Regions from separate parts of the Homo sapiens genome. Here region 2 is linked to region 1. A link is an interaction called in ENCODE POLR2A ChIA-PET data of the cell type or tissue named here. Cell type or tissue: GM12878. All regions are shown on one strand.

Region 1 (2,500 bases):
TCCAGGGTTATACTAAAAATAGGGCTTTCTCTATTTCTAATACTTATTGCCGGATATCTGGTAATCAAATTCTGTCTCCAATGCTATGAGGTGGGCGGATCACGAGGTCAGGAGATCGAGACCATCCTGGCTAACACGGTGAAACCCCGTCTCTACTAAAAATACAAAAATTAGCCGGGTGTGGTGGCAGGTGCCTGTAGTCCCAGCTACTCGGGAGGCTGAGGCAGGAGAATGTCATGAATCCAGGAGGCGGAGCTTGCAGTGAGCCCAGATGGTGCCGCTGCACTCCAGCCTGGGCAACAGAAAAAAAAAAAAAAAGAGAAACCAACGTACTGGTAATACCAAATGTTAATATTAAACCAGATGTTAGAGAACATCTTCAACCTAATGCAAAACAATTTCATTTCTGAGGCCCAGACTTGTATCCCTAGTCAGCAGGAAGAAGTTAGAGTAGTTGTCACCCCTCATCCCTCACAATTGAGGAATTTACATAGAACAGGGGGAATTGAAACCATGCCCCAAAGAGTTAAAGAAATCAGTGGTTAAATTCTTGGACTTACAGGATAACAGACAAGAAAATAGCTTGCTGAAAAGCTGAAACTGAAGCTGTGCCCCACAAAATAAGAAACCAGTAACTAACAGAAATTCTTGAGTTTGCCAGATAACAGATAAGAAAAGAAACAAGCTGCTGAAACTCTCTCCACTTGTGAGATTAAGAAAAACCTGGCTGAAATTGGTTGGAACCAAGATGGCTAACTGGAGTTTGCACAGAATAAGCTTGCTGATGTCACAGCCCGAATTTCCACCACATGTTTTGTACTAACTCCCCCTGAATTTGCACATGCAACTCAGGAGTTAACATGAAGAAATAACTGTGCATGCCCAAGGACTTTCCAGACCTCCCCTTTCCTTGCACCAATCACCTACTAATCTCAGAATCCACCCCTTGAACTTTTTCTAATAAAAATACTGCCTTAATGACAGCACAGAGAGACTCCTTGACTCAAATGAAAAAAATCTTTGGTAATGTAATTAATCATCTTCTTGGTTTTACCATAAGTGGATTTTCTTCATTAAAAGCTGGGTGAGTATATTCGCATTGTTGTGCAACTCATCTCTAGAACGTTTTCATCTTGCAAAACTGGAACTCTATGCCCATTAAATACTAATTCCCCCTTTCCACTCCCCTCAGCCCTTGGCAACCACGCTTCTGCTTTCTGTTTCTATGATTTTGACTACTTCAGATATTGCGTATGAGTAGAATCAATATATTTGTCCTTTCGTGACTAGCTTATTTCATTTAGCATACTGGCATCAAGGTTCATCTACGTTTTAACCTATGACAGAACTGCCTTCTTATTAAAGGATGAATAATATTTTATTATATATATATACTACATTTTATTTATTCATTCATTGGTTGATTAATATTTGGGTTGTTTCCAGCTCTTGGCTATTGTAGGTAGTGCTACAATGAACATGGGTATGCAAATGATACCTTTGAGATCTTGCTTTGAATTCTTTTGGATATGTACCCAAAAGTGAGATAGATGGATCATTGTAATACTATTTTACATTTTCTGAGGCACCCCCACACTGTTTTCCAAATCAGCTGCATGATTTTACATTCCCTCCAACAGAAGGATTTCAATTTCTCTGCATGCTCAGCAATACTTGTTTTCTATTTTTCCAAAGGATTTTTTGGTCAAGCATGGTGGCTAACGCCTGTAATCCCAGCACTTTGTGAGGCCAAGGCAGGTGGATCACTTGAGGTCAGGAGTTTGAGACCAGGCTGGCCAGCATAGTGAAACCCCATCTCTAGTAAAAATACAAAATTAGCCAGGTGTGGTGGTACACACTTGTAATCCTAGCTATTCGGGAGGCTGATCCAGAAGAATCACTTCAACCTGGGAAGCAGAGTTTGCAGTGAGCCAAGATCATGCCACTGCCCTCCAGCCTAGGCAACAGAGTGAGACTCTGTGTCAAAAAAAAAAAAAAAAGGTTTTTATAAAAGTGGTTAAGTCCCATACTGCCTGAAAACAGAATTCCATTTTCCTTTACACGCACACCTCATAGAAGCACCTGCACATCCACTGAGTTATGGAAGAGGAGCTATGAACAGCACGAGGGAAATGTGGATGTCACCAAAGCAGGGAGGCCTAGAAGGAGCTGTACAAGTCTCTGCGCTTGCTGCCTGCTGGGGCTGAGCAAGGGAGACTTAACAGAGAGGGACGCAGCTATATTCATTTCCTAGGGCTTCTGTAACAAAGGACCATGAACTTTTTGACTTAAGCAACAGAAATGTATCATCTCACAGTTCTGGAAGCCAGAAATCCAAAACCAAGGTGCTGGCAGAGCCACGCTCCCTCTGACATCAGAGGGGAGGGTCCTTGCCTGCCTCTCTCCCAGCTTCTGGTGGTCATCAGCAATCCTATTCTCTGACTTGTGCTGCAGCACTTCAATCTCTGCCTCTCTTATTGAATAGTATTCTACCCTCGTG
Region 2 (2,500 bases), 380 kb before region 1:
TGCCCTTGGAAATTGAACATAAAGCACAACATTACAGAGGTGAAACAGAATATGTTTTCTCATATGTCATAATAGGGAATTTTGTTCCTGAAGAAGGGTTTTGCATCAAAAAAGCCATATATAAGACAAACTGTATGTTGGAAAAGTAAAAGATATAACGACTATTAACCTCCCTGATGAATGAAAACAGTAAAAATTATGCTTCAAATCCTATAAAATGGGCATATATGTTCTCTACACTGATTTCTACAAAGAATCATAGCCACTGGAAAAATAACTCAAAATATGTGTCTTTCTGATAATGATTTTTGCAGTCTTTGCATTCACAGATACATAGTAACAGAATAAATGAGTTAGGAAATTAAGATATTGGCACTTATTAAGTACATCAAGATAAAACTGTTTCTGTCTTTGCTTGACCTTGACAAATGCAACATCCCTATTTGCCTTCATTCACTGTGAATCTTCTATCCTCCATTCTCCATGGATGGGAGCTGCAACCTCCCTGAGTCTACTGGAAATTCCCAAACACCATTGGTACTACCTTGGCCAAATGAGGATGATTCCAACTGATCAGACCCTTAACATATCCCAGTCACATCATGATCTGGAACCTTCCCCAAGTTGAGTAGTTTGGTTATTTTAGGTAGTGAAGGGAGCAGCAGTTAATAGAGAAAGGTCCAAAGTAGGAGAGTAAGAACATTTATTTTCCATTCTATCACTGAACATGAGAAGGGCCAAGAAGAAACCTCCATTCATATTGACTCTAATTTATATCGGTGAGGTTGTCCCTAATGACTGCCCTTCTCACCCTGACACCTCTGCCCTCCTATTAGACATCCTACCCTCTACCCAAACTGCTTGCTGAATCTTTGTAAGATTAAATTATTTAATCCACAAATATTTATAGATTGCCTATGATGTTTCAGATCCTGGAAATACAAGGATGAACAAAATATAGCCCAAGGATCTTATAGCTGAGTATTTTGCTCCAACAATGTGAACCTGATTTGTGTAGCCCAAAGAAACATAATCAATAAGGGCTTTTTAAATCGACATTTAAACTCCATTCTTGCCTGCCTAAAACTAATTCAGATCATCTGACTCTCTTAGTACTTCAAAGCACTGGAGGAGGGAAAGTAAAATAAAATATTTACCTTTCAACAATTGTGAAGGTAGGTTTTATATTCAAAAACTAAACCACCCAAAGGCAAATTAAAATCTTAGCTTTTAAGTCTCTCACTCTTTTCTACAACTCAATAAGGATTTCAAAAATCTTATAATCTAGTCTCAGTGGAAATCCACTACACTACACTTTGAGAAGCTTGAAGCCAGTCATTTCTTTCTAAGCTTCTCATTCATGTACTCTCGGGAGGCAAATTTAGATCCTTCTCTTTCCGCAAAGGCAGAGCTGAGACCAATTTGTGCATGACTGCATCACCAAGCCAAAATCCGGCACAGGGCTGGCACATCATAGGACCCAGTGAATATATGTTAACCATCACAACTTGCCAAGTACTTTTTCTGCCAAATGGCTTTTCTCACTGCTAACCTCCTGCCAAACCTCTGCCCTAGAAAACTCTCATCTAATTGCACACAAAGTTAGAGCTCTACAACCTCAGGGCCTTCACAGAATTATCTCTGCCCCTCCTCACCACAGCTGACACATGACCTAAGGACACTGCTCCCTGGTGGCTCCTTCAAGTAGAGGGGCTGCTCTTTTTTTCACATCACCATGTGCTGAGAGGCCTGGTGGAGTAGATCAGCATTCTCTTCTCCTGATACTACCAATGATCCTTCTCTTCTCAGAAACTTACACAAACTGGTTGCACTCTTATTTTATTGCTATCGTGCACTGACCTTCAGATAATTTCCTGGTACCCGGTTCATGATTCTTTATTCCCCTCCAACTCTTGCCATCATTCTGAGTGAATTCAAAGTCCATGTGTGAGAGTCACCTAACAATGTATCTTCACAGTTCCTTGTTCTCTGTTCTACTAAACCTCATCTCAACTCCTCTTTAGCAGATTTCTCCTGTAGCCATCCTCTGGATCTCAGAAGTAATGTTTTGCTGATCCTTAGACCCAGAATGTGGCCATGGACAGCAACAAGGAATGTTAGAAGAAGCCATCTAGCAATGTAACTTCTTAATTTCCTGTCTTCTCTCATTTCTCACCCCTACTATGACTGCTTTTTTTTCAACCTTAGCATATTTCTAGTTCCTACACAGATCTATATCATTTTAATTTATCAGTCCCTTTCCAGGAACACTTTCTTCACTAATTGGTCCCATCACAAATTCATCCGAACCCTCAATTTCTTGCTCCCTTGACCTGCTCTTCTGGAGTTCCAACCCCAAACACTCCACAGAATTAACCATCCTTTTTCTGAGCCACCTTGTACATCTTGCCATTGTTTATTATCATACTTATATTAATAGCATTGAACTGCTGCTTTTCCCTTTCCAACTTATCACTTCTATTAGCTTTCTGAAGGCAGA

Evidence for each region. ChIA-PET counts read pairs that join two places held together with the same protein. Peaks named below come from ENCODE experiments on the same cell type or tissue, not always from the same donor. Only the 100,000 strongest peaks of a DNase experiment are listed, where the experiment ranks them.
Region 2: POLR2A ChIA-PET joins it to region 1 with 10 read pairs; 2 of 35 experiments call an interaction of 5 or more read pairs at or near these places.

Annotation. Positions count from the first base shown.
Region 1 is chr13:45,693,956-45,696,455 of GRCh38, reverse strand. All of the region lies in intron 1 of LINC01055 (long intergenic non-protein coding RNA 1055), which reads left to right. Among named protein-coding and RNA genes, the nearest start is that of LINC01055, 6.0 kb to the left of the region's middle. In GM12878, no CTCF peak of the experiment used is centred here; DNase peaks (open chromatin) are centred at 555 and 1,185; H3K4me3 peaks cover 1,295 bases; H3K27ac peaks cover 1,742 bases.
Region 2 is chr13:46,070,986-46,073,485 of GRCh38, reverse strand. All of the region lies in intron 6 of CPB2 (carboxypeptidase B2), which reads left to right. All of the region lies in intron 1 of CPB2-AS1 (CPB2 antisense RNA 1), which reads right to left. Among named protein-coding and RNA genes, the nearest start is that of CPB2-AS1, 19 kb to the right of the region's middle. RefSeq lists enhancers at 1,642-1,711, 1,742-1,931, 1,942-2,001. In GM12878, a CTCF peak has its summit at 1,687 (motif pointing left); a DNase peak (open chromatin) is centred at 1,465; H3K27ac peaks cover 2,250 bases.